Regions from separate parts of the Homo sapiens genome. Here all the other regions are linked to region 3. A link is an interaction called in ENCODE POLR2A ChIA-PET data of the cell type or tissue named here. Cell type or tissue: OCI-LY7. All regions are shown on one strand. Each heading gives the region's core, and the rest is flanking DNA. Links, peaks and the distances in the headings are about the cores only.

Evidence for each region. ChIA-PET counts read pairs that join two places held together with the same protein. Peaks named below come from ENCODE experiments on the same cell type or tissue, not always from the same donor. Only the 100,000 strongest peaks of a DNase experiment are listed, where the experiment ranks them.
Region 1: POLR2A ChIA-PET joins it to region 3 with 5 read pairs; 2 of 35 experiments call an interaction of 5 or more read pairs at or near these places.
Region 2: POLR2A ChIA-PET joins it to region 3 with 10 read pairs; 1 of 35 experiments calls an interaction of 5 or more read pairs at or near these places.
Region 4: POLR2A ChIA-PET joins it to region 3 with 5 read pairs; 2 of 35 experiments call an interaction of 5 or more read pairs at or near these places.

What each region holds. Positions count from the first base shown.
Region 1 is chr4:140,699,469-140,706,816 of GRCh38, reverse strand. TBC1D9 (TBC1 domain family member 9) reads left to right here. Exons shown (of 21, transcript NM_015130.3): 2 at 5,203-5,313. It also overlaps the pseudogene RNY1P14. Among named protein-coding and RNA genes, the nearest start is that of TBC1D9-AS1, 9.0 kb to the left of the region's middle. In OCI-LY7, for the core only: no CTCF peak of the experiment used is centred there; no DNase peak of the experiment used is centred there.
Region 2 is chr4:140,822,781-140,830,128 of GRCh38, reverse strand. No RefSeq gene overlaps it. Among named protein-coding and RNA genes, the nearest start is that of TBC1D9, 70 kb to the right of the region's middle. RefSeq lists enhancers at 3,384-3,904, 3,905-4,426 and silencers at 3,976-4,025, 4,176-4,225. In OCI-LY7, for the core only: no CTCF peak of the experiment used is centred there; a DNase peak (open chromatin) is centred at 4,098; H3K4me3 peaks cover 1,119 bases; H3K27ac peaks cover 3,051 bases.
Region 3 is chr4:140,617,259-140,624,606 of GRCh38, reverse strand. It overlaps TBC1D9 (TBC1 domain family member 9), which reads left to right. Exons shown (of 21, transcript NM_015130.3): 19 at 219-293; 20 at 388-491; 21 at 1,690-3,825. The coding sequence ends at 2,412. Among named protein-coding and RNA genes, the nearest start is that of UCP1, 52 kb to the right of the region's middle. RefSeq lists an enhancer at 5,797-6,400. In OCI-LY7, for the core only: no CTCF peak of the experiment used is centred there; DNase peaks (open chromatin) are centred at 3,236 and 3,516; H3K4me3 peaks cover 2,127 bases; H3K27ac peaks cover 4,099 bases.
Region 4 is chr4:140,794,221-140,801,568 of GRCh38, reverse strand. No RefSeq gene overlaps it. Among named protein-coding and RNA genes, the nearest start is that of TBC1D9, 42 kb to the right of the region's middle. In OCI-LY7, for the core only: a CTCF peak has its summit at 5,084; no DNase peak of the experiment used is centred there.

The sequences.
Region 1 (7,348 bases), core at 748-5,747, 83 kb before region 3:
CAAGTATATTCTGGATAAATTTTACAAACATATTGATTGAAAAAAATAAGCTGCAGTGTACCTTGCAGACAAATTTGTAAAATACTCATCAGTTTTAAATTTTTTATATGAAAAACATGGCTCAGTAAAAGTATAAGGACCTGGATAGGAAGAATACAAAACAATTTAAGAATGGTTAATGGAGAGAGGGAAATGGGATTAAAGGAGTGCAAAGGGAACCTCACTGTGGCTGTTACCTTTTCTTTCTGTTAAAAAAAAAAATAGATCGGAAGCAGGTAAGGCAAAGTGTTAAAAAAGTCAGAGTAGTGGTACATGTATTTTGTAATTTCCTGTACTTTTCTATTGTTTTGAATGATTCATTACACAATAGTGCTTAGTGCATACTAAGCACTTTCTAGGGTAGATACTATTATTTCTTTATCAGGAAGCAGGGGCACAGAGAGATTAAGGGACTGGCTGGTATGTGAGCCAAAGCTGAGCCCACTCCCCTGACCACTCTGCCATGGATTTCCTGGATCTCTGCTTCATTTTGGACCAGCGTCAGGACTAATGGAGTCGGGGAGGCCAAGTGATCTTTAGGATCCTGTCCAGTTTAACTTTAGCCCTGATCATCAGTAGATGGATCGATCATTTCCATGAGCACATTTCTGCATGGCAGCACACTCCTGACATAGCCCGGCCTGCAGAGGGCTGACGGGGGTTTCTCTGCAGCACTGTGGACCTGCCACCTGTACCAGCTCCCAGCTAGGCTGCAGTTGTGCAGTGGTGACTGTGCATCACACATCTTCCAGTGCCCACAACCAAATGGGAAGCAAATATGGAACAATTTTGCCAAGTGTTTTCTGAATCTCCTTGAAAACAGCACTTTTACATTATAAGATGCCACTGTACTAATGTAATAGGTAGATGCAGAGAAGAGTTATTTTGAGGGCTGTAATTTGATTTCGTTATCTTAGGCAATCAAGATTGTTTAACACCAGAAATAGCTGACTAGAACAGCTGCTAAAACAGCGCTTTGTGTGGGAAATGAAGAAAAGGTTCAGTATTTTGACAGCCATTTCCAAGGTATGAGTAATGAGACTTCTAAGAAAATCGTAATTGTTGCTGCTTTTGCAGTGGGGCGGGGGGATTCTCTAGACCAGATTTCCCATCTCCTAGTATTCTACATCAATAGAGGACAAAGGAGGAGTATTTCCTTTTTCCCAGGGTCTTGACTTCATGTACCAACAGAGTTTAGATAGCATGGTGATAATTTATTATTTAGGTTTAAAACGCACACACACACACACACACACACACACACATGCACACACCCCTCACTTGTCCATTTATCATCAACCATGTGTTTAGTGCTTACTGGACTCCAAAGTGCAGGGCCTGTGGGTCCAAAATAATCAATTAGACCCTGCCCTCAAGGAACTCTCAGTCTGGAGAGAAGAGGAAAAAATGGGACAAGGCAAAATGTGCAAGTAATCTTAAACAAATGTAATAGGCATTATAGAGGCAGAACTGGGAGGAAGAGTAGAGTAGGAATGAGACGGCATTAAAAGATTAGGAGTTTGCTGCTGTTTGAGGTCGGGGGAGACAAGAGCAGACAGACAAGCACAACATTTTGAGTGATCAGTGTTATCCAGGCATGAAAGGACTCAGCACTTCTGGGTTAATATGGAAAGAGTCTGTTTCTTGATTTGACTGGCCAACTGCATACCTCAATTCACAATATTACTTTCTGTTTGGATATCCAGTGCCTTAAATGTTCAGGGAATTTTCACAGAAATTCTCTCATTTAAATGTATCTAATGTGAATATCCTGATATTATACTTTCTGTAATTTACTTGAAAATATTTCAGCATGTACCTGTGCTACGTACATGTATATCTGTTAGTTTTCATCCAAGTCTTAGTGGAAGTTGGTGGCGCCAGTTGTGAATGCAGAGGTAGGGTTGGTGAACTTGCATCTAATGAGAAACCCTCACTCCAGGGGGCTCTGCTTTAAGCAACTGGGTTTTCTTTATCTCTAATTGACACCAGAGGCTTTGTTAATTAGAATAGTTTATGTTGAGGTTGGATTTTAGTTGGGAACATTGTGGTGGTGGAGATATGTGGATTGGGTTAGACCTTTTCAGAGGTCTTCCTTCTTTTGTGTTACAGAGGACAAAAGTTCAGTGAGCCATTAAGGATGATAAAACTGAGGCTCCAGGAGGAAGTGGCAGAGTCAGAATTGAAGCATTCTAGAACCAGGACTGCCCCTGTCCGCTGCTCTGCCCTGCCCAGTCAATTATGCTTGCCCTTGGAAGAGTCTTGGTCTTTGATGATACTCAGAGGCTTATTAAACCACACAGGCCGATTCTTTTTTGTCCTTTTCTTTTTTTTTTTTTTTTCTGATTTTTTGTTTTGTTTGTTTGTTTGTTTGTTTGAGACAGAGTCTTGCTCTGTTGCCCAGGCTGGGGTGTAGTGGCATGATCTCAGCTCACTGCAACCTGCGCCTCCCAGGTTTAAGCAGTTCTCCTGCCTCAGCCTCCCTAGAAGCTGGGATTACAGGTGCACACCATTGTGCCTGGCTAATTTTTTTTGGATTTTTAATGGGGAAGGGTGTTCACCATGTTGGCCAGGCTGGTCTTGAACTCCTGGCCTCAAGTGATCCACCCGCCCCAGCCTCCCAAAGTGCTGGGATTGCAGGTATTAGCCACCGCGCCTAGCCCACAGGCTGATTCTTGATTGCAACCCTCTAAACCCAGACTAAAGTTTGTATGCCTTAGAACCAACATATATGACACTTGTAGTAGTTTCAGCATTTTATTTCTTATTTTGATTCAAGATGTGAGAGGTATTACAAACACTCAATTATGAGTGATGCATTTATGTGTCCTATTCTTCCATCTGTAGATAAGTGAAAAGTCATTTAAGAAATTAGAGGTCTCTGTAGTAAATCCAAGTCACAGTAAAGCAAACAAAAATGCATATGTGTGTGATATAATGTGGAACTCTACCCCCTTGGAAGACTTTGCAGGCTGTAAGAATTTCATTTTTAATGTATTTCATACAGGCCGGAGCTAACAAGTTAATTTCTATTGAGCAAAAGTTTTTTGTTTGTTTTTTTCCTGGTATGTTGAGGTCAGCTAATGGTCACTGTGGTTTGGAGTGAATCTAAATGGATTTTTTGCCCTTGGACAAAGACCAAGGACAACTGTAGGACTTCTGCATGGTCTACCTCACTTAGGCTTCTTGATTAATAACTCTGGTTCAGGAAGGCAAGGGCAGTTATGACCACTTTACAACTGAGGAAATCAAAGCAACGAGAAGTTAAATGGCCTGTCCCACTCCACAGAAATGGTTATAACAGAGTCAGAGCCAGAACTGAGCTCTTCCGAACATGAGTTGACTAGATTATGGCTCCTTCCGTGACACCAGGATGCCAGAGCAGTGGGAAGTGAATTTCAGTGGCATTGTGCATATCAGGGTCTTATTTGGTATGGCCAGAACCAAACCTCAAGACATTATTACAAAATAACATGAGGTACTGGTGGCAACATTTTCAGAATTTGTGCCTCAGATTCAGCAAAACTTCAGGAAAAGCCTGCAATATGGCACTGAGCTTTGCTGCTTTCAGTATCAACAGTTGCAAACAAGGGAGGCTGGGGCCTTTAGCCTCCATCTCCCAGCTTCAAATACCATTAGTTCTATCCCAAAGTCATCCTCTATAAACATGCAATCTAAATAAAGGTAAAATTCGATAAAAGTATCTTAGCAGGTTTTTTTCAGGTGGCCTAATCCCTCATTCCAAACAGCCTATTACCCCTAAGTCTTATTACCTTCAGTCTTCAAAAACAATCCTGGGGTAGTAATAGTGTCTCCATTTGGCAATTGAGAAAAGGGAGATTTTTGGAAATAAAGTGTCTTGGGCTAATATTGTCAGCTGGTCTGAGCTCCTGATTGGTCCTTCTGAGTCCAAGCCCTGCTCTATACTGGGTTCCATGTAGCTTTAGAGTAACTGTGGGCATTTACATTATGGGAATCTTTTGGATTCATCTTTCCAATTAAGGGATCTAGTTTATTATACCTTGGAGAACGTATGTGTGTAATCTGTGTTATTTTAAAATACTGTAGAAAATGTTTGGTGCCAATCCCGCTTCAGTGTGGTTAAAAGGTGGTTAAAAGAGAAATTTGCACTGATGACAGGTTCCCAGTTTGAAGCTGTCAGAATCCTTGTACTGTCACCACCATACCTGACAAGTTGTCTGGGAACATTGGAAAAAGATTGCTGAGTGAGAAACAGGGTTGTGCGTTCTCCGCATGGCTGGAGTGCCTCAGCCGGGTCATCTGGGCAGACTTCACCTTAGAGGCACCTTCCACCTTTGCTCACTAAGCTGCCTTCTGCTCTTAATTTCCTTTTCCTTGTCAATTTTCCTCCTAGAAAGAGAAGGTACAGCCTGTTCTTAAGTGAGCATTGGTATACTGGGCATTTGTATTCCTTACAAATAAATTGCTAAATTCTTTTGCTGAACATTCAGGCTTGTCTGGACTTGGACAATGTGAACAAGTTTTCACATGGGCCTGGTAAACCCTGGATAAGTGGATCACTGGGGTTCTTGACTGAAAGAACTAAACTTTGTGCTAAAAATGCAGACCCTGATCCTCAACCTTATTCCTGCATCATTTCATAGCATAAACCAGGCTCTGGTTAGCCCTGGTTATCGTGACTGATGTCACAAATGGCAGAGGACTCTGCTGTGGAAATGGGAAGATCCCTCTGTTTCCCGGCCCTAGCTCACTTCTAAACACAGTACCAAAGCACTGCCTGACCTTCTTCTCCACTTGATGATAAATGCCCTGGGGATGCTGTCTTCTTCAGTTTTGTGCCCACAGGGTTTGTTTTGCACATAGTAGGAATTTAATTAGTGTTTGCTGAGCTGAATTGTACTAATTTTTTAAACATAAATGGAAAGTGGGGCAGATGAAAATAACATGTGGGGCAGCCTGGCAGACTGAATCAGATGGACACGACTGCTTCTCGTGACCTTGTCAAGTTGTGCAACTTGTGTAGAGCCAGCATCATCCTAAAATGAAATTTTTCAAGGTGTGGTTCAGTGGGAGATGGGGTTGTTGGAAGATCTCATGAAAGGGCATGTTCATGCTGCCCCTGGGAATGTGGGAAAGTACTAAGGCAATTCTTACCTGTTTCTCCCCACTTTCCACCCTCAGGCCTGCTGGTGGGTACCCTTGATGTTGTGTTGGACTCCAGCGCCCGGGTCGCTCCTTACCGAATCTTGTACCAGACTCCAGACTCCCTGGTCTACTGGACCATCGCCTGTGGTAAGCAACCACATCCAGAAATACACAAGTTTTAAAAGAAGCGTTAGGGTTAACAACTTTTTATCAGAAGGAAAGGAACGTGTACTTGCTGAATGCAATCACTGGTATTTTAGGGTAATTAACCGTAGCCATTTCAACACATGAACCCAAAGTCTCAGTGGCTTAACACAATGAAAGTTTCTTTCTCACTCTGATAGAGTCGTGTTGGGATCATGTGGCCTCCTCCATGTGTAGTGACACTCTCTGGAACACAAGGCCTCCAAGGTCAGCATACAAGGGAAGAGTGTGAGGGTGGAGCACATCTGTGTTTAACTTCCTTGGCCCAGAAGTGGCACACTCCACCTTCCATTTCACTCACACTTAGTTGGCCGAGACTAGTCACGTGGGCCCAACCTCACTGCAGAGGAAGCTGGGAAATGAAGAGAGTTGTGTGGAATACTTGGATGTACTAAGTATATATCCTAGCACAGTACTTCCTACTGAGTAGGGATTCTTTATTTCTCCTGATGATAATCAGTAATGCTGTGCTGTGCTTAAAATAGTAGTCAACAATCTTGCTTTGGCTGGTCCGAAGGTCATGAGCTATCTCCATTGATCACAGTCAGTTGCAGATGGAACTCCTTTTCTACTCTTTCCCCACTTCTCACTGCTGCACTTGACTAGTCTTAATTTTTTTTTTTTTCCCAGACGGAGTCTCACTCTGTCACCTAGGCTGGAGTGCAGTGGCGTGATCCCGGCTCACCACAATCTCCACCTCCCAAGTTCAAACAGTTCTCCTGCCTCAGCCTCCCCAGTAGCTGGGATTACAGGCACCTGCCACCATGCCAGCTAATTTTTGTGTTTTTACTAGAGATGGGGTTTCACCATGTTGGCCAGGCTGGTCTCGAACTCCTGACCTCAAAGCAATCTGCCCACCTCAGCCTCCCAAAGTGCTAGGATTACAGGTGTGAGCCACTGCACCCAGCAAAAAAAATTTTTTTTAATCTTGCTTTTATTGGATCTCTCATAAGAACTTCTAGTCCAAACTGGGCAAGTTTTTTTTTGTTTTTTTTTTGGGACGGAGTCTTGCTCTGTTGCCCAGGCTAGAGTGCAGTGGTGCGATCTTGGCTCACTGCAACCTCTACCTCCCAGGTTCAAGCGATTCTCCTGCTTCAGCCTCCCAAGTAGCTGGGATTACAGGCTCATGCCACCACGCCCAGCTAATTTTTATATTTTTAGTAGAGACGAGGTTTCACCATGTTGGTCAGGCTGGTCTTGAACTCCTGACCTCAGGTGATCCGCCCCCCTCAACCTCCCAAAGTGCTGGGATTACAGGCATGAACCACTGCGCCTGGACTTTTATTTTTTTTTTTAATATAATTTCTTTTTTTGTAGAGATGGTGTCTCTCTGTGTTGCCCAGCCTAGTCTTGAACTCCTGGGCTCAGGTGAGCCTCCTGCTTTGGCTTCCCAAAGTAAAGGGATTGCAAGCATGAGCCACTGCAATTGGCCCAAAATGGCCAAGTTTTTGTTTGTGTGTGGCTTTTAAAATAACCATAAGAAAAGTAAGGGCTCTATATGAACACTTTTTTTAACTTTTATTTTTTTGCCTCTACTTGATTTACAGGAAAGTTGAGCAGATTGTTCAGAGAACTCTCATCTATACCACCCCCCATGCAGAGTTTCCTCTATTATTAACATCTTACTATGGTACATTTGTTATAATTAATGAACCAGTGTTGATACATTATTTGTAAGTAAAGTCCATTGTTTGTTCAGATTTCCCTCATTTTCTTTTTCTGTTTCAGTATCCCATCTGGTACAACATTATAGTTAGTCGGTCATATCCCGTTAGGCTCCTCTGGGCTGTGGAAGTTTCTCAGATTTTCCTGGGCTTGGATGATCTTGACAGTTTTGAAAGATACTGATCCAGTATATTTTGGCATGCTCCTCAATTGGAATTTGTTTGATATTTTTCTCATGATTAGACAGGGGCAGTAGATTTTTGTGAGGAAGATCACAGAGATAAAGGGCCATTTTGTTTCACCATGCCAAGTG
Region 2 (7,348 bases), core at 1,576-6,575, 210 kb before region 3:
CTCCTCCCTTTTCTCTGTTCCACTTTTCATTCTCTGCTTCTCCCTAGAACTAGAGAATTCTCAGGCCCATGACAGGTGTTTGTTGCATATGAGGATCAAAAACTATGTGAAACAAAGAAACAGGAAACTGTAGATAATAACCTAATGAACTGTAGATTCAAATCCAGTGGCAACAAGACTGGAGTCATCCTCTTAGGCCACTCCAAAGTCCTAGGGAGGGAGAAGTTTCTCAACACTCTCTATCCTCCAGCTGCACTGGACTACTAGCTATTTCTCAAACACATCATGCTTTTCCACAACTCCATGACTTCCTCCATGCTGTTCCTTCTATGGAATGCCCTTGCACTATCCTACTTCTTCCTCAAAGTCCAGTTTAAGCCTCACTCCTGAAAGGCTTTCCCAACCCCTAGGCAGAGTGAGTTTTTCCTTCTTTAATATTTCCCTAGTGCCCTATTTACATCTCCCTGTAACACCAACCCTATTGTAGAGGTCATTTTTTCAGCCTGTTTCCCAGAAACTGTGAGCTCCTGATGAACAAAGTGCCTGACACACAATAGGTGTAAAAAAAAAAATGTTAAGTAGGTTGATAGATGGATAAGTGGATGGATGGGTAGGTTGTGGCAGAAAATAGTCAGATGCCCAACAAATCCACTTTTCCTTTCTCTTGAGCATGCTTTTAGATTACATTTCCTAGCCTCTTCCATCTAGAAGAGGCCATGTGACAGAGTTCTGGCCCATAGAACATGTGCAGAAATCATGGGTGCCATTTTCAGGATAGTCCTCTAAAATCTCCACACCAACCCTCCACATCATCTCTCCCCGTGTGCCAGGCAGATGCAGATGACCCAGTAGAAGACGCCAAGGCCCATGGCAAAGAAGCCAAGTGGAAGAAGCCTGAGTCCCCAAACAACTGAATGGGGCAGAGACCCCTTGTCCTGAATTGGATGATGACATGAACAAAAAATACACCTTTATTGTGTGAATTCACTAAATTTGGGGATTGTAAGAACAGTTAGCCCAGCTTGACTATACATGAATGAATCTAAGAAACAACATAGTTGAGTGGGCTTCTGATTTTCCAAGGAACATCATTAGCTCCATAAAGTCCACTGGCTCATCCCTAGACCATAAAATTCTTGCTATTGGTGTTGTCTTGATTAAAAGAAACAAGCAAATAAATAAAACCCTTTATGATGAAGGTGACCTCTAGCTTTTGGGGAGTCAGGAAACATTCTCCTTTTTTGGCAGAGCTGCCCCTAGAACACTGAAAATCCCATAGGTTATATTGCTGATTGGACAGTGGCTTAAGGAGGAAGTTACTGGAGAAGAGGAGCTGACTCCACCCACTTATACTACAAAACAAACAAACAAACAAACAAACAAACAAAAAACACTTGTGGCTCCCCACCACTCCAGAAACCATCCACATGTCCACAGGGATGGGTCTAAGATATGCACACCTGACCAGCCAGAGACAGTCGGACTCGCAGGAGATTCTATGCTTTGAGGGTGGCTCACTTTTCTCTAGGATTGGGAACTACCCAGACCTTGTAACTCTGGAGTAGCAATCTTCCCACTTGTTATAAGCTGAATTGCCCCCCTGTCTGCCAAATTCATATGTTGGAGTCCTAACTCCCAGGACCTCAAAATATGATCTTATTTGGTGATGCAGTCTTTACAATTAAAAATAAGATCATTATAGTAGGTCCTAATCCAACATGACTGATGTCTCTATAAAAAGGGAAACTTTGGCACAGACAGACAGAGACAGAGGCATAGAGGGAAGATAATGTGAAGAGACACAGGGAGAAGGCAGCTGTCTAAAAGCCAAGGAGAGAGGCCTGGAAAAGACTCTGCCTCATAGCCGTAAGAAGGAACTAACCCTGTTTGTGTCTTGATCTTGGACCTCCAGCCTCCAGAACTGGGAGACAATAGATTTCTGTTGCCTAAACCACCAGCATATGGTACTTAGTTACAGCAGCCCTAGCAAACTAATACATTGTCCCTTAGAGAGGGCCTCTCTGAGAATGAAAACAACACAGAGGAAAACAGAGGTAAGAAGTGGAAAAAGACAGAGCCAGCATGTAGTCTACCCAAGACCTTTCATGAATCTGAACTAGTCAATGCCTTTGTTCCTGAAGATGTTTTGAGTTAATTTTCTTTCAATGAAAGATCCTTGACTAATAGAAGTGGAAATGCTCCAAACCCAAGGCTTGCCTAGGATAATAATATTCCATAATGCCACCCTCTTCTTTCTAAAAAGTGCTGCTCAGTATGTATTTTCTTTTTTATTTAAAAGAAAAAAAAGGCAATTAAGCTTGCCTTTGTTTTGAGAATATCATGATTTGGCTATAACCCGAAGTGCTACCAAGCCATGTTAGGAAACATCATTTTTAGTTGGACATTCTTCTTAGGGAAATCTAGGTATGTGAGAAAGGGAATATAGGAGAGCACATCAGTTAAAGAGGAGCTTTAAAATAGCTATAAGAAGATTATACCACAAAGAGATATCTTGATGCATTGGAAAGCAAATTAGTTCTAAAGTCAGAAGACCTCGGCTTCCTTGAGCAAATCACCTAAGTGTGATATGGTAGAAAGACCCTGAGATTTGGAGCCACAGGAGCCTGAGTTTATATCCAGCTCTGGAACTTTCTCTGTATCCTTGAGGAAAACATTTACCTAACTGAGCAATTTAGCATCAGATTCTTTGTCAATGAAATGAGATTAAGGTCTGATACCCAAATCAGTGATCATATGAATACAGCAGTGATGACCATGACTGGTACCTAGTAGGTGCTCAGTAAATGGTAACAAAAAGTAACATTTGTTCTTACTCCTTATTTCTTATCCCTAGGTTTCTCAGTTTCTCCATTTGTGGACTCTGGATAATAATCCTTCCTGACAACAAGATTCTTACAGAAATCATAATATTTAGCAACTTGAAAGTGCTTTGTAACACAGATATCAGATACAAATATAAAGGCATTCTTATCATAAGGGAAGTGATTAGAAAGTTCATTGTACCTCCATTTCCTACACCTACCTATGGCTCTCCAGAGCAGCAGCTTTGAGTGAAAGAACTAGCCACTCTTAAGCAAGTGGACACCAGCTCCAGTAGGACAAGTTCAGGTCCTATCCAAGTCACCCAAACTATGGGACAAACCCCTGCAAGATCCAGACCTCCAGCTCACTGTTAGGCATGCCCTGCACAAACTGGAAGCAAATTAGAGGAACCAAGACAACAATAGCCAGAAAAACAAAAGGTGCTCCACACAGTACACAAATGTGCATGTTTCATATATTGTCCGTGCTTGAATATGTTAGAAACTGAAATAGTGCGTTTGACACTGAAACCATGTATGCAGGAAGATTACACCTGTCATCACTTAGCTGTTGTCTAGAATTATTCTTGGTTACCACCTAACTGGTAGGAAATTCTCCTGCTCTGCACCGTGTCTTGCTGTTGGACCTAAAGAAGTTCTAATACATTGCCTGTGGTGCCAGCTACTCAGGAGGCTGAGGCAGGAGAATGGCATAAACCTGGGAGGCGGAGCTTGCAGTGAGCCGAGATCACGCCCCTGCACTCCAACCTGGGTGACAGAGTGAGACTCCGTCTCAAAAAAAAAAAAAAGCAGGTGGAGCCAAGATGGCCAAATAGGAACAGCTCCAGTCTACAGCTCCCAAAGTGAGCGACACAGAAGACAGGTGATTTCTGTATTTCCAACTGAGGTACTGGGTTCATCTCATTGGGGAGTGTCGGAGAGTGGGTGCAGGACTGTGGTTGCAGCACACCGAGTGTGAGCCGAAGCATGGCGAGGCATTGCCTCACCCGGGAAGCACAAGAGGTCAGGGAATTCCCTTTCCTAGTTAAAGAAAGGGGTGACAGACAGCACCTGGAAAATCGGGTCACTCCCACCCTAATACTGCGCTTTTCCAATGGTCTTAGCAAACGGCACACCAGGAGATTTTATCCCACGCCTGGCTCAGAGGGTCCTACGCCCACGGAGCCTTGCTCATTGCTAGCACAGCAGTCTGAGATCAAACTGCAAGGCGGCAGTGAGGCTGGGGGAGGGGCACCCGCAATTGCCTAGGCTTGAGTAGGTAAACAAAGCAGCCAGGAAGCTCGAACTGGGTGGAGCCCACCACAGCTCAAGGAGGCCTGCCTGCCTCTGTAGACTCCACCTCTCGGGGCAGGGCACAGCCAAACAAAAGGCAGCAGAAACCTCTGCAGACTTAAATGCCCCTGTCTGACAGTTTGGAAGACAGTAGTGGTTCTCCCAGCACACAGCTTGAGATCTGAGAACAGACAGACTGCCTCCTCAAGTGGGTCCCTGACGCCTGAGTAGCCTAACTGGGAGGCACCCCCAGTAGGGGCAGCCTGACCCCTCACACGGCTGGGTACTCCTCTGAGACAAAACTTCCAGAGGAACGATCAGGCAGCAACATTTGCTGTTCACCAATATTTGCTGTTCTGCAGCCCCCAATGTGGATACCCAGGCAAACAGGGTCTGGAGTGGACCGCCAGCAAACTCCAACACACCTGCAGCTGAGGTGCAGCTAACTGCAACACACCTGTTAGAAGGAAAACTAACAGACAGAAAGGACATCCACATCAAAACCCCATCTGTATGTCACCGTTATCAAGGACGAAAGGTAGATAAAACCACAAAGATGGGGAAAAAACAGAGCAGAAAAACCGGAAATTCTAAAAAATCAGAGCACCTCTCCTCCTCCAAAGGAATGCAGCTCCTCAACAGCAACAGAACAAAGCTGGACAGAGAATGACTTTGACAAGTTGAGAGAAGAAGGCTTCAGAAGATCAAACTTCTCCAAGCTAAAGGAGGAAGTTTGAACCCATGGCAAAGAAGTTGAAAACCTTGAAAAAAAATTAGACGAATGGATAACTAGAATAACCAATGCAGAGAAGTACTTAAAGGACCTGATAGAACTGAAAACCACGGCACGAGAACTACGTGACTAATGCACAAGCCTCAGTAGCCGATTCGATCAACTGGAAGAAAGGGTATCAGTGATGGAAGATCAAATGAATGAAATGAAGCAAGAAGAGAAGCTTAGAGAAAAAAGAATAAAAAGAAACGAACAAAGCCTCCAAGAAATATAAGACTATGTGAAAAGACCAAATCTACACCCGATTGCTGTACCTGAAAGTGACGGGAGAATGGAACCAAACTGGAAAACACTCTGCAGGATATTATCCAGGAGAACTTCCCCAATCTAGCAAGGCAGGCCAACATTCAAATTCAGGATATACAGAGAACACCACAAAGATATTCGTCAAGAAGAGCAACTCCAAGACACATAATTGTCAGATTCACCAAAGTTGAAATGAAGGAAAAAATACTAAGGGCAGCCAGAGAGAAAGGTCGGGTCCCATCAGACTAACAGCTGATCTCTTGGCAGAAACTCTACAAGCCAGAAGAGAGTGGGGGCCAATATTCAACATTCTTAAAGAAAAGAATTTTCAACCCAGAATTTCATATCCAGCCAAAATAAGCTTCATAAGTGAAGGAGAAATAAAATCCTTTACAGACAAGCAAATGCTGAGAGATTTTGTCACCACCAGGCTGGCCTTACATGGCTCCTGAAGGAAGCACTAAACATGGAAATGAACAACCGGTACCAGCCACTGCAAAAACATGCCAAATTGTAAAGACCATTAAGGCTAGGAAGAAACTGCATCAACTAATGAGCAAAATAACCAGCTAACATCATAATGACAGGATCAAATTCACATATAACAATATTAACCTTAAATGTAAATGGGCTAAATGCTCCAATTAAAAGAAACAGACTGGCAAATTGGATAAAGAGTCAAGACTGATCAGTGTGCTGTATTTGGGAGACCCATCTCACGTGCAGAGACACACATAGGCTCAAAATAAAGGGATGGAGGAAGATCTACCAAGCAAATGGAAACAAAAAAAGGCAGGGGTTGCAATCCTAGTCTCTGATAAAACAGACTTCAAACCAACAAAGATCAAAAGAGACAAAGAAGGCCATTATGTAATGGTAAAGGGATCAATGCAACAAGAAGAGCTAACTATCCTAAATATATATGCACCCAATACAAGAGCACTCAGATTCATAAAGCAAGAACTTAGAAACCTACAAAGAGACTTAGACTCCCACACAATCATAATGGGAGACTTTAACACCCCACTGTCAACATTAGACGGATCAAGGAGACAGAAAGTTAACAAGGATATCCAGGAATTGAACTCAGCTCTACACCAAGCAGACCTAATAGACATCTACAGAACTCTCCACCCCAAATCAAGAGAATATACATTCTTCTCAGCACCGCACCACACCTATTCCAAAATTGACCACATAGTTGGAAGCACTCCTCAGCAAATGTAAAAGAACAGAAATTATAACAAACTGTCTCTCAGACCACAGTGCAATCAAACTAGAACTCAGGATTAAAAAACTCACTCAAAACCACTCAACTACATGGAAACTGAACAACCTGCTCCTGAATGACTGCTGGATACATAACGAAATGAAGGCAGAAATAAAGATGTTCTTTGAAACCAATGACAACAAAGACACAACATACCAGAATCTCTGGGACACATTCAAAGCAGTGTGTAGAGGGAAATTTATAGCACTAAATGCCCACAAGAGAAAGCAGGAAAGATCTAAAATTGACACCCTAACATCACAATTAAAAGAACTAGAGAAGCAAGAGGAAACACATTCAAAAGCTAGCAGAAGGCAAGAAATAACTAAGATCAGAGCAGAACTGAAGGAGATAGAGACACAAAAAAAATCAATGAATCCAGGAGCTGGTTTTCTGAAAAGATCAACAAAATTGATAGACTGCTAGCAAGACTAATAAAGAAGAAAAGAGAGAAGAATCAAATAGACACAATAAAAAATGACAAAGGGGATATCGCCACCAATCCCACAGGAATACAAACTACCATCAGTGAATACTATAAACACCTCTATGCAAATAAACTAGAAAATCTAGAAGAAATGGGTAAATTCCTCGACACATACACCCTCCCAAGACTAAACCAGGAAGAAGTTGAATCTCTGAATAGACCAATAACAGGCTCTGAAATTCAGGCAATAATTAATAGCTTACCAACCAAAAAAAGTCCAGGACCAGACGGATTCACAGTCGAATTCTACCAGAGGTACAAGGAGGAGCTGGTACCATTCCTTCTGAAACTATTCCAATCAATAGAAAAAAGGGAATCGTCCCTAACTCATTTTATGAGGCCAGCATCATCCTGATACCAAAGACTGGCAGAGACACAACAAAAAAAGAGAATTTCAGACCAATATCCCTGATGAACATTGATGCAAAAATCCTCAA
Region 3 (7,348 bases), core at 1,184-6,183:
TGTCAGGGTTATACTTATCCCCCCCAAAAATTGTTGTTTATCTGAAATTGAAATTTAACTGAATGTTTTGTTTTGTTTTGAGGAGTTTTTTTTTGTTTGTTTGTTTGCTAAATCAGGCAACCCTACTTAGAGAGTCTTCTATTTTCCACTACAAATGCTAATTCCATGGTCATATTATATAACATTCTACTTTTTTCTTCTGAACCATTTCTTGGTAGTTGTTGGATTGGATAGCAGAAGCAAACAGGGTGCAGATGATGGCTTTGTTACGGTGAGCCTAAAGCCAGACAAAGGTAAGGATATTCTCTTCTATATGTTTACCTTCTTGCTGGTTGTACACTTGTTTTTTGGCCTGTAAGCACTTATTTCTTGACATTTGGGTTGTAGGGAAGAGAGCAAATTCCCAAGAAAATCGTAATTATTTGAGACTGTGGACTCCAGAAAATAAATCTAAGTCAAAGAATGCAAAGGATTTACCCAAATTAAATCAGGTAAGTGCTTAAAGTTCAAATCATTCGCTTCAAACCTGGACACTCTTTTTTCTATGACTGAAAAGTCATCGATAAATGTAGACTCAATACCCATCAAAAATAATAACTGGGGCCTTTACTTAGTATCCATTTGGACCTATTTTGTGCATGTATTTATGCATCAAAAATATGCTCCATTGTGAAAAAACGACTTCCTCAGAGGAAATGTGAACCACAACATATTCCATTTTGAGAGTAAATGCATCTTATTGCAATCATTAAAAATACCCTCAGATACTCGAAAGACAAACACATTGCTGTTTTCAGATCACCGTGCTTAGCTATAAAGGTGTCTGCACATTTTCCTTAAAAACCTGGTGAAATGAGGAAGAAAAAAACAATATAAATAATTATAGGCTGAAAATGCTAAGTTTTGTAATTGAAGAACAGAAGTCATCTGGGTGGAGACTGAAAGCACTAAAGCATTACTTCTGTCCAGGGAGATGGGGCATGTGTCGTGGGAGGAGGGATTGGAGCTAACCTTGGAAAAATTGAGGTGCATGCTAAAGTGTGTAGACGTGAAAATAGATGAGTCTCGGATTTCCTTAAGATGTTTCAAAAAGGGAAAAGAGAACAAGAAAAAAGTTACTGAGCCAAATGTATGACATAGTCCTTCTTGACTCGAGGTGAGCTGTACATGGATGTTTACTTTTTCATTCCAACTTTCATAGATGTTGGAAAATTTTCAAATTAAAAAATTGGGAAAATAAGCTGGGTGTGGTGGCTCACACCTGTAATTCCAGCACTTTGGGAGGCCAAGGCAGGAGGATCACTTAGCCCAGGAGTACAAGACCAGCCTGGGTAAAATGGCGAAACCCCATCTCTACAAAAAACGCAAAGATTAGCAGAGTATAGTGGTGTGTGCCTGGGGGGCTGAGGTGGGAGGTTCATGTGAGCCCAGGATGTTGAGGCTGCAGTGAACCGTGATTGCACCACTGCACTCCAGCCTGGGCGACAAAGAGAGACCCTGTCTCAAAAAGAAATAAAAATTAAAAATAGAAACATCAATAGGAGACTTTAAACATGTCCATCCAGCCTAGGCGGAGGACTTTCCAGGGATCTTTAGGCGTTCTCATTTAAATGGCTTTACAGTCCACTTCAGTGCTGCCTTTCTGCTCCCCCAAGATTTCACATTGTGTTTTTCCAAATCGCTTTTCAGGGGCAGTTCATTGAACTGTGTAAGACAATGTATAACATGTTCAGCGAAGACCCCAATGAGCAGGAGCTGTACCACGCCACGGCAGCAGTGACCAGCCTCCTGCTGGAGATTGGGGAGGTCGGCAAGTTGTTCGTGGCCCAGCCTGCAAAGGAGGGCGGGAGCGGAGGCAGTGGGCCGTCCTGCCACCAGGGCATCCCAGGCGTGCTCTTCCCCAAGAAAGGGCCAGGCCAGCCTTACGTGGTGGAGTCTGTTGAGCCCCTGCCGGCCAGCCTGGCCCCCGACAGCGAGGAACACTCCCTTGGAGGACAAATGGAGGACATCAAGCTGGAGGACTCCTCGCCCCGGGACAACGGGGCCTGCTCCTCCATGCTGATCTCTGACGACGACACCAAGGACGACAGCTCCATGTCCTCATACTCGGTGCTGAGTGCCGGCTCCCACGAGGAGGACAAGCTGCACTGCGAGGACATCGGAGAGGACACGGTCCTGGTGCGGAGCGGCCAGGGCACGGCGGCACTGCCCCGGAGCACCAGCCTGGACCGGGACTGGGCCATCACCTTCGAGCAGTTCCTGGCCTCCCTCTTAACTGAGCCTGCCCTGGTCAAGTACTTTGACAAGCCCGTGTGCATGATGGCCAGGATTACCAGTGCAAAAAACATCCGGATGATGGGCAAGCCCCTCACCTCGGCCAGTGACTATGAAATCTCGGCCATGTCCGGCTGACACGGGCGCCTTCCCGGGGGAGTGGGAGGAGAGGGAGGGGAGGGATTTTTTATGTTCTTCTGTGTTGAGTTTTTTCTTTCTTTCTTTTAAATTAAATATTTATTAGTACCTGGCTTGAAGCCTAGTGTTTTCATAATGTAATTCAATGAAAACTGTTGGAGAAATATTTAAACACCTCAATGTAGGTACATTACACTCTTGTTGCGGGGAGGGGATTTACCAGAATACAGTTTATTTCGTGAATTCTAAAAAACAAAAAGATGAATCTGTCAGTGATATGTGTGTATTATAACTTATTAATCTTGCTGTTGAGCTGTATACATGGTTTAAAAAATAGTACTGTTTAATGCTAAGTAAGGCAGCAGTCATTTGTGTATTCAGGCTTTTTAAATAAAATTAGAGCTGTAAGGAAAATGAAAAGCCACAAATGCAAGACTGTTCTTAAATGGAAGGCATAGTCAGCGAGGGTAAATCCTATACCACTTTAGGAAGTATTAAAAATATTTTTAAGATTTGAAATATATTTCATAGAAGTCCTCTATTCAAAATCATATTCCACAGATGTTCCCCTTCAAAGGGAAAACATTTGGGGTTCTAAACAGTTATGAAAGTAAGTGATTTTTACATGATTCCAGAATAACACTTGTATTGACCAATTTAGACAGATACCAGACCAATTTTGCATTTAAGAAATTGTTCTGATTATTTACGTCAACTCATTAGAATTCAGTGAAAAGTAACAGTCTTTTGTCACAGAGAATCTGAAAGTAGCAGCAAAGACAGAGGGCTCATGACAGGTTTTTGCTTTTGCTTTGCTTTTGTTTTTGAAAGAGTAAAAGTACTGATGCTTCTGATACTGGATGTTTAGCTTCTTACTGCAAAAACATAAGTAAAACAGTCAACTTTACCATTTCCGTATTCTCCATAGATTGAAGAAATTTATACCACATATCGCATATGACCATCTTTCCATCAAATCAATGTAGAGATAATGTAAACTGAAAAAAAATCTGCAAGATAATGTAACTGAATGTTTTAAAAACAGAACTTGTCACTTTATATAAAAGAATAGTATGCTCTATTTCCTGAATGGATGTGGAAATGAAAGCTAGCGCACCTGCACTTTGAATTCTTGCTTCTTTTTTATTACTGTTATGATTTTGCTTTTTACAGATGTTGGACGATTTTTTCTTCTGATTGTTGAATTCATAATCATGGTCTCATTTCCTTTGCTTCTTTGGAATATTTCTTTCAACACATTCCTTTATTTTATTATACATTGTGTCCTTTTTTTAGCTATTGCTGCTGTTGTTTTTTATTCTATTTACAGGATGATTTTTAAACTGTCAAATGAAGTAGTGTTAACCTCAAATAGGCTAAATGTGAACAAATAAAATACAGCAAATACTCAGATACAGCTTTTTATCTTTGTGCTTGAGTTCCTGCCTAAGGCAATAACATTATTCTTTTGACAACTTTTGCAGGGGAAATTATATCAGGCAACCATTTTGATTAAGTAAATAAATTTTATAGGCAAACATAGAGAGAGAAATACAATTTGTAGTATATCAATGACTATATTTAAAATAAGGAATATAATTGTTATCAGTTATCTAACTTAAAATGCTTATCCATAATGATCAGTGATATTCAGCTTTTTAAAATATGCTTGTTGGTTGCATGTCTGTCTTCAAAACCACAATGAGATACCATCTCACACCAGTCATTAAAAAGTCAAAAAAGAACAGATGTTGACGAGGTTGTAAAGTAAACAACACAAATATACCGTTGGTGGGAGTGTACCTTAGTTCAACCATTGTAAAAAGCAATGTGGCAATTTCTGAAAGAGCTAAAAACAACTACTATTCAACCCAGCAATGCCATTACTGGGAATATACCCAGAGGAATATAAATCATTCTGCTATAAAGACACATGCATGTGAATGTTCATTACAGCAGTGTTCACAATAGCAAAGACATGGAATCAATCTAAATGCCCATAATGGCAAATTGAATAAAGAAAATGTGGTACATATACACCACGGAATACTATGCAGCTATAAAAAACAAGATCATGTATTTTATGGGAACATGGATGGAGCTGGAGGCCATTATCCTTAGCAAACTAATGCAGGAGCAGAAAACCAAATGCTGCATGTTCTCACTTGTAAGTGGGAGCTAAGCGATGAGAGCACATGGACCCAGAGAAGGGAACAACACACACTGGGGCCTCCTTGAGGGTGGAGGGTGGGTGGAGGGAGAGGAACAGAAAGAAATAACTATTGGTTAATAGGCTTCGTACCTGGGTGACAAAATAATCTGTACAACAAACCCCCATGACACTAGTTTACCTATATAACAAACCTTCATATGTACCCCTGAACCTAAAATAAAAGTTAACAAAAAAAAATACTCATTCCATCTAAGTAATGACGGTGAAAATGCGTCTGTTTAATCCTTATTAACATGCTATAATGCCATTTGGTTTAATCAAGTAGCTAGTCATTTATTGGACTCTAAGATTATTACACGTGACTCCATGTGTTTTTATCTTTGATGTCTTAAATATGCCTCAAGAAATAACTGCAAAATCTAATACTCTCACCCACCTGTACTTTGCCAAAATCAGAGATAGCATTGAGCGGGAAATAAGAGTGTTTTGTTTAAATGTGTAGCCCTGGATATAGAAGAGGAGCCAGCATTTTCCATTGTCATTAAGAAAGTGACAGTAAATGAGTAGCAAGTCCCTCTGAAAGCCTGTCTCTATTAATATGCTGAGAATTCTGTTGCAATCTTGTCCTTATTCGTTCAAGCACATCATAGTGCTTTTCATCACAGCAGCAATATACTGCATAATGGCAGGTTTTAGTCTGTGTTTACTTCTAAAGGATGCACAGGGAGGAGCCTGAACCCTTGAGCTGAAATTTCCAGCTTCGTCTACGAGACAAATAGGCTCGTCCTCTCATTCGCTACATCAGAAGAACATCCTGGGGGAATTATTCCGCCCTCAGCTTCCAGAAGACAGGTGACACATTTCTAGTTGTTCATGGTTGTGTTATGCACTTTTCGTGTCTCCATGGATTACTCTCTTTGATTTCAACTTGTGATTTACCATCTTCTCTGTTTTTTGGGGGGTGTTTGTTTTGTAGGGGTTTTTGTTTTGTTTTGTTTTGTTATTTGTTTTTGCTTTTGAGACAGAGTTTTGCTTTTGTCACCCAGGCTGGAGTGTGATGGCACAGTCTCTGCTCACTGCAACTTCTGCCTCCGGGTTCAAGCAATTCTCCTGCCTCAGCCTCTGAGTAGCTGGGATTACAGGTGCCCGCCACCATGCCCAGCTAATTTTGTATTTTTAGTAGAGATGGGGTTTCACCATGTTGGCCGGGCTGCACTCGAACTCCGGACCTTAAGTGATCCACCCGCCTCGGCCTCTCAAAGTGCTGGGATTACAGACATGAGCCACCATGCCCAGCCATTATCATCTTCTCTGGCCACTTTACCCCCATCTCTGTCAGTCCTTCCTATGCTAATATAATAATGATGACACCAGTGCAGAGGAAGGGCTCAGTGTCTATATCTCGGTGAGGTTCCTGCTCCACAGCACTGGGTCCTGGCCTCAGTGGAGCTTTCACATAAGAACAAGCAAAAGAGAAAGCTACTGCTACAGAAAAGGAACAAAGCAAACCATGCAGAGTGTGGATGCGGGGAAGGGATGATGCCAGAGAAACCACAGATCTAAGGATATCAGGATATCACTGCTTAAGCACCACTTTGAAGCTGATTCTAGGGAGAAGCAGGATAAGCTATGTGGTAGAACCACAAAGAGAGCCACGGCCAATAAGGAGGCTCATGTCCCAACAGCATCCTCACCCCCACCAAGGTGACGCAGGCCGAGCACCCTGGCTTCTGGGCACAGGGCAACTCCCGCAGCCTGCTCTCTTCAGGGCAAACCTCTTTAGGAAGGGTGGTGAGGTTTCTCCTCCTCACTTTCCTGGCCCCAGAGACTCTATAGGAACCTCCCAATCTCAGTAGAGTAGCCTTGGTCTGGTCTCCAGCTGAAGCGTTGTCTAGGAGCCTGAACTTAAAGAGATTCTGCTTCTTGAACCTAGCAGGGAAACTGAAGTGGAGGTGTTGGCAGCTGCCTTATTTCCACTTCCAGTTAAGGGCTCCTCTGGTTGTGTATTTGTCATTACCCATCCTGTGAAAAGGCTCTTTTGTTACAGATTCAACTTCTAACCTGAAAAGAATAACAATTGATGTGTTGAGTAGAAAGCATTTCATACTATTTTCTGCTTTAAAATGACTCCTTTACATAATGTTTAGGCCCCTGTGCCTTTTGTTTAACATGCTTTTGACAGTCTAATTCTTTAAAAGGAAAGCACGGGACTCAGACAAAGGAATTTATCGTTAGACACAAGTGAGTAGAGTAGGCTAAGACTAGGATTCTCTTTCTGTGGGCTTTGTTAATACGATCGGCTGCCAGGCAGACCGGTCTACACAGCAGCTAGAGGCAGACGGCAGAGGGCCAAGCTGTAGATTATCAGGGCTTCCTGGATTCATACTACTTCCTCCCCTCACCCTTCACAGAGAAGCCAGAAGAAGTCCACAAAGCTAAATCCTGTAGCTCTTAGAATACCTGAAGGAAACAGTATCAGCTAGATTCATGCCACATCCTAGGACTGGCCTGGAAATAATCTTTTGAGCCCTAGAATAGGTCTGGTGAATTCATTCATTTCATGACTATTGACCACCTACTGTGTGAGATATTGTTTTAGGCACTGAGAGTACAGCAGCAAATGACAATGACCAAAAACAATCCCTGTCCTTAAGGGAAATTCTATTTTAATACGGCAGACAGACTATAAGCAAGGTAAGTACCATATCTGTTATGTTAGTGGCATATGCATTAAAACAAACACAGCGGGGAACCTAGGTTAGA
Region 4 (7,348 bases), core at 1,499-6,498, 180 kb before region 3:
AGACCAGCCCGAGCAACACAGCGAGACCTCATCTCTACCAAAAAATACAAAAATTAGCCAGGTGTGGTGGCACGTGTCTATAGTCCCAGCTACTCAGGAGGCTGAGGTGGGAGGATCCTTTGAACCCAGGAGATCAAGAGTGCAGTGAGCCACTGCACTCCAGCCTGGGTGACAGAGCAACGCCCTGTCTCAAAAAAAAAAAAAAAAAAAAAAAAAAAAGCTGAGAAAATAAAAACAAGCCAAAAGGTATGTCTTTGTGTGCTTCAGGATTAAATTTTGAGATAAGACTAGCTTACACACTGCAGGAGGACTAAACAGATTGTACTTCCCTTATATAATACTTTTATTATAATGTAAATGATGATGGTATACATCTAATGTCTGAAAGTACTATTGCCTTACAATACTAAACAGAGTAAATAATGTACCCATTCTACACATGAGGAATCCATTTTTCCCAAAATGAAGAAAGTGATGTGACTTGCCCAACATCACAGATCTACCAAGGGATGTGGCTGGAAATCTCCTTCTGCTAAAATGCTCAAGAAGGACATGACCCAAAATGCATTCGTGGCTCCCTTAGACAAAAATCCTTTCCAGAGGGGAAGAGCACCTGTTTTTACAGTGAAGGGGAAGGATGTAGATGTGTCTGGGCGGGGAGCGGGCACAGGAGATGTTTTTCACTTCCCCATTCCAATGTGAATGAGGGGGCAGCCCACACAGCAGACACTGTGGGAAATGTTCAGCTGCCCAAAGAGCTGTCCCCCTCTCCTGCGTTCCTGTCTCCCCCATTTGCAGTCCCAACTTAAAGTTGAACCAACTTGTGTGTTTTCTTTGTCCTGACAAAAGGAAAGGGAACTAATCCTCATTGGCGTCATCCTCTGTGCTAGCATTTGGCATGAGTTTTCTTACTGGTTCTGGAAAGCCAGGCCGCATCACAGCAGCTATTTAAAAATCCAGGTCTGGAACTTGAAATAATGAATTTGGTAACCATTAGCATGGAAGAAAAACATAAAGCCAAGAAACCTCCTTTAAGAGAGAAAACTAGGCAGATTGCTAGTGTCAAATTGCTACAGAGAAGTAAAAAAAAAAAAAAAAAAAAAAAATATATATATATGATTGGGAAAGGTCAGAAGATTTGGAGTGCATAATAAAATTGGAATGACCTAAAGCCCATCTGTTTTGTGGTGTGGTGTATAGTGGATTAAGCTCATGGGCTTTGAAATCAGATGGTCTGGGTTTACCTGTGTATTCATTCATTGTGTAAATATTGATTTGGTATTACTATTTGCTATTCTCTGTACTCATGGTGTTTATATTCTAGAAGAGATAGATAACAATCATGTAAACAAGTAGATATATAATAAATACTATTGATTAATTCATTCTCCCAATACATACTACAGTTATCTAGGAGATAGGGTCAGAAAGGCAACTAAAGCCAGAGAGTTTAGGATCTGGTAGTCCATTGTGAGGGCTGTGGCTCTTACTCTAAATGAGACAGGAACCTATTGGTGGGTGTTGAGCAGAAAAGTGACATGATCTGACTCATATTTCTAAAAGATCACTTTGGCTGCTATGCAGAGAATAAGCTGAAGAAACCTAGAGCAGAAGCAGGGAGATCAGTGAGGAGATTATCACAATAATCTCGGCGAGAAGCAGTGATGGTGATGAGGCCGGGGGAACCCCATGGAGGCAGTGTGAAGTGTTTGCAGCCGGGATCTAAGTTGAGGGTAGAGAACAGGATTTCCTGACAGATTGGGCAGGAGGAATGAGAAAAGGAGAGAAGTGAAAGGTGACCCTAAACTTTCGCTCTGAGGGATTGGAAGACTAGAGGTGCCATTCATTGAAATAAAGAAGACTGCAAGAATAACAGATTGAAGGAAGGCGGGAGGAAGATCAGGGCTCATTTTTGTAAGTTTATGGTAAACTCGAGGAAGTTTATAGACAGCCAAGTGGTATGTCAAGTTGGAAATTGGTTATCACAGCTTGGAGTTCAGAAGAGAGGTCCATGGACTAGGCGTGAGGGCTCATGCTTATAATCCCAGCACTTTCGGAGGCTGAGGCAGAAAGACTGCTTGAGGCCAGGAGTTTAAGACAAGACTGGGCAGCATAGTGAGACCCCCATCTCTACAAAAAATAAAATAATAAGCTGGGTGTAGTGGCATGCAGATGTAGTTCCAGCTACTTGGGAGGCTGAGGCAGGAGAATCACTTGAGCCCAGGAATCCAAGGCTGCAGTGAGCCACGATTGAGCCACAGCCTGGGCAACAGAGTGAGACCTTATCTCTAAAAGAAAAAAAAAAAAAAAAAAAAAAAAAGAGGTCCAGGCTGAAATAAACAGCTGCTAAACTAAAAGGAAAAATGAGGCAGGCTGTTGGAGATAAAGATCAATAAGGGTTAAGGATGCCATTCTAGATAGGAGAGCTAAAGACCTCACTGAAAAGGGATATTTGAACAGAGACCTGGTTGAAGGGAAGGAGAAACCCACTCAGTTATCAGAGGGAAGGGGAGCCCAGCAGAGGAAAGAGCACACTCAGGACTAGTGGAGAGCATGCTTGGCTTTGAGAGGAAGAGCCAGAAGTTCAATGGGGTCACCAAGAGATGGCCTGGTAAGGATATAAAACCAGAGAAGTAGCAAGGGATTACATCATGCATTCCAGTCCTTGCTCTGCCACTTGCTAAGAGTACACCCTGGCTGGGTGCAGTGGTTCATGCCTGTAATCCCAGCACTTTGGGAGGCCGAGGTGGGCAGATGCTTGAGGCTAGGCATTTGAGATGAGACCAACCTGGCCAACATAATGAAACCCCAGCTCTACTAAAGATACAAAAATTAGCCAGGTGTGATGACACACACCTGTAGTCCCAGCTATTCGGGAGGCTGAGACAGGAGAAACACTTCAACCCAGAAGGTGGAGGTTGTAGTGAGCCGAGATCGTGCCACTGCACTCCAGCCTGGGTGACAGAGCGAGACCCTGACTCAAAAAAAAAAAAAAAAAAAAAAAAGAGTACACCCTTAGATAAATTACGTACCTTTTCTCAGCTCCATTTTCTTTATAATGGGGTAGTAATGGAACTTACCCACTTAGGATATTGAGAGAATCAGATGAGATCACGTACACAAAGCATTTAACACAGTGCCTGCAGCATAGGTGAAATTTCCCGGGTATTCACTAAGTACATTTCAAAGTGTCCTGCAGCATCTCCTGTGTGGTTTCTGGGTGAATAATTTCATCTCTCTGGGAAGTTTGGGTTTTGTGGTTGGTGTTAGGCTCCTCAGCTCCTCAGCTTCCATTTTGCTGGTCCTGCTGGCACAGTCACCCATCTGGTAGTTTGTCCTTGATAACCACAGCTCATGGGCACTTTCGGATGGGCAGGGGAGTCTGGGAGATCCACAGTCACTGACTTGAATTGCAGATGGTGTGACTCCGTGCTCACCCACAACCTCCAGCTCGTTGGTTCTAACACTGGATCTCCCCCCCGCCAACAAGGGTTACTCCAGGGTTGGCAAGACGTCCAGTCAAGTCATTCCATCCCCAGATAAGCTCTCACCAATCTCTTGGCAAGAAACCCAGTCACATCTGGCCTTGACTAATGATATTAGTCTTCACCCTGAATCTCAAGGGAGCAATGTCCCAGAGGCTTCTACTCTGGATGTTCCTTCCTCCCTACTCAACTGGCATAAAAAGGGGAGGGTTAAAACACAGAAGTTTGCTCTACTTAAGCATAGCTATGTTGGGAAAATGCATTTCATTTCATACATCAAATGTAAGTTAAGACCCCCGACACAATATCCTGGGAACACCCTGATGCAAGGTTAAGGGGGGAAAACTGTAAAGATTGAGGGAAAGAGAGAAAAAGGAGAGCAGATAAAATGAATTTTTATTAAGTCTTACCCAACATTGAGTCAACCATTCAGAAAAAAAAAATCAGATAATATGCTAATGACTACAACCTAGCCAGATGCTAACACACACCCTCTATTGTGCTTCAGAGTGAACCAGGTTCATCCTTTCTCAGGAGAGTCTGACCATTGCTCTTCCAATTTTCAGTACGAAAATGTGATAAGGAATGAGACCAAGTCAAGGGCTACGGAGAACAGGAAAAGCTGAATGCAAGCAACAATCTGACTGTCAAAGACGAACTAAGCTGGACACTAGCTAAAGCCAGAAGGATAGATTTTATTCAGTAATAACTATCGCTATAGGGAAGGAGTCCAGCAGGAACTGAACTTTAGCTTCAATGAAACAGAAGGAAGAGACTTTTTTTTTTTTTTTTTGACAGAGTCTTGCTCTGTTGCCCAGGCTGGAGTGCAATGGCGCAATCTCAGCTCACTGCAACCTCTGCCTCCCGGGTTCAAGTGATTCTCCTGCCTCAGCCTGCCAAGTAGCTGGGATTACAGGCATGCGCCACCACGCCCGGCTAATTTTTATATTTTTAGTAGAGACAGGGTTTCGCCAAGTTGGCCAGGCTAGTCTCAAACTCCTGACCTCAGGTGATCTGCCCGCCTCAGCTTCCCAAAGTGCTGGGATTACAAGCGTGAGTCATCGTGCCTGGCCTTCAACCTGAAGAAATCTTGTCATATGTCTCCATATATGATCTCATGTTCTCATCCTTTAATTCCTTTTCTTTCATTTGAAACAATGTCCTAATTTACTTCAGTGTAGAAAAATGGCCTCCTGATAAAAAGATTGTAAAACATGCTGAGAAACCTACTAAGAAAAAGATTGTAAAACATTTCATCCCTTATATGTTAATTAGAATATGGACAAAGTTGCTGTAACTGAAGCCCAAAATAACAGTAAACAAGGAGTTCATTTCTCTTCCATGTAATAGTCTGGGACTGGCATAGCAGGGACCCAGGCTCCTTTAACCTGGTTACTCAGCTGTCTCTAGGATAGTACATGCATATTGTCTAGGGTGGATCCTGTGACCACATTCCATAAAGCAGGTTGGAGGAAGAAGCAGGAAAGAGATTTAAGAACATGTCTGGGAAGTAAGACATACCACTGCTGGTCTCTTGGAAGTCTTATTGCTGTAGAAGAAGGGAATATTTCAATTATGTATTTCTATGTAACAAACTTTTCCAACACCTAGTGGCTTAAAATATATCAACTTTTTATTATCGGTCATAATTATGTGAATTGAATGGGCAGTCCCTCTACTGACCTTGCTTAGAGTTTCCCAGGCAATTAAAGTCAGATGATGGTTGCAGCTATCATGTCCAACATGCTCACTCGCATCTGCAGTGCCTTGGTAGGGACGGCTGGAAGACTGACCTCAGCTGGCATGCGTGGAGTGTTGGGCCTTTCCATATAGAAAGGTCTCTCCATAAAGACTCAGGTCTCTCCCTTTCCATAAGACCTTTCTGCATGATCTCTCTTAAAGGGTGGCCTGACTTCTTAAATGGCAGCCTAGGCTTCCCCAAAGTGCAAAACTTTAAGTGCCAGACCTTCCTAATGCTTAGGGCCTGGCACAGCCTCACTTCAACCACATTTTATGAGTTAAAACAAGCCTCAGGCCTAGCACAGATGCAAGGGGAGGAGACTGATCAGGTGTAGGTCCTAGGGCGCATGGCACATTGGAGGCCACTGCTGGAGCTGATTATGATAAGATGTATGTATACTGAGTATATGTATTTGTTTGCTAGAGCTGCCATACAAAATGCCATAAACTGGGTGGCCGTAAACAAAAGACTTACTATCTCAGGGCAGGTGCAGTGACTCACACCTGTAATCCCAGCACTTTGGGAAGCCGAGGCAGGTGGATCATGAGGCAAGGAGTTTGAGACCAGCCTGTCCAATATTTGTGAAACCATGTCTCTACTAAAAAAAAAAAAAAAAAAAAAACCATAAAAATTAGCCGGGCATGGTGGCGCGCCTGTAGTCCCAGCTACTCGGGATACTGAGGCAGGAGAATCGCTTGAACCCAGGAGGCAGAGGTTTCAATGAGCCAAGATTACGCCACTGCACTCCAGCCTGGGGGGCAGAGTGAGACTCCATCTCAAAAAAAAGAAAAAAGAAAAAAGAAACTTACTATCTCTGGAGACTAGAAATCCAAGATCAAGGTGTCTGCAGGCTTGATTCCTTGAAAGCTCTGAGAGAAAAAAAATCTGTTCCAGGCCTCTCCCCTTGGTTTGTGGACTGCCATCTTCTCCCTTTGTCTCTTCATGTTGTCTTCCCTCTGTGTGTATCTCTGACCAAAATTTCCCCTTCTTACAAGGACACCAGTTATACTGGATTAGGTTCTACCCTAATGGCCTCTTCACTTTAACTTGATTACCTCTGTAAACATCCTATCACCAAATAAAGCCACATTGTTAGGTATTGGGGGTTAGGACTTCAACATAGGAATTTTCAGGGTGCATGATTAGACCCATGACACTGAGGAACAACTAACAGTCTTTGATAAGCTTTGCAATACATTAACCTTTTACTTCCCTAGAAATACGTTGATAATAATTTCCTCCTTGCATTGTACTTTTTATTATTTCTTGAAAAAAATTGGACATTTAAAATATATTTTCTACTTTTTGCCTGTGTACATTATCTTATAAATCAAAATTGTCACTGGCAACACAAAGTTCATGTCACGAAAAGGCAGAAATATGCAGTTCCAATTTTGCTCTGTCTGTTCTGTTAAAGAGCCTCATATTCAGTTTAGAAAGAAATAACAGGAAACTTTAGCCTAAAAACAAGTGAGACAATTTAAGAGAAAACTTTAAGACCTCTAAATCAATATCAGGGCCCAAAGGAATTAAGTTTTATCATTCTAAGAAAATATGAAAAATAAAGCATCCTGTTGCTATAGAGTTACCTGATTATATCAGGTCCTCCTGAGCCTGTCATAGCAGATGATGTACCCAAAAACAACATAGGCTGGAATACTCATCTGCACACACAGGAAATATGTACAAAGACGGTCATTGCTGCTGCACTGTTTGAAAGAGTATGAAATAGGGGGAAAAGACCTAAATGTTCCATTCTCATTAGGGGTTTGCTTATATAAGACATAATGTATCTGCACCATGAAATAACGCAACAATTTTTAAAAATGCAGCTGTATTATACGTAGACAAGGAAGATCTCCAAGACACATTGTTGAGTAATACAAAGTAAAAAACTAAACACACAAACAATATGTATTTTCTACAATTATATGTAATGCATATACATATATGTGTGCACATATATGTATGTGGATATATATATTTGTACTTATATACGTGTGTGTATATGTGTATGCATAGACATGTGTGTATACACATGCATGAAAGTATATAGGAGATAAAAGCTGTGCAAAGATATGATTCTCTCTAAACAGAAAAAGAGCCAGAATTGAGGATGGGG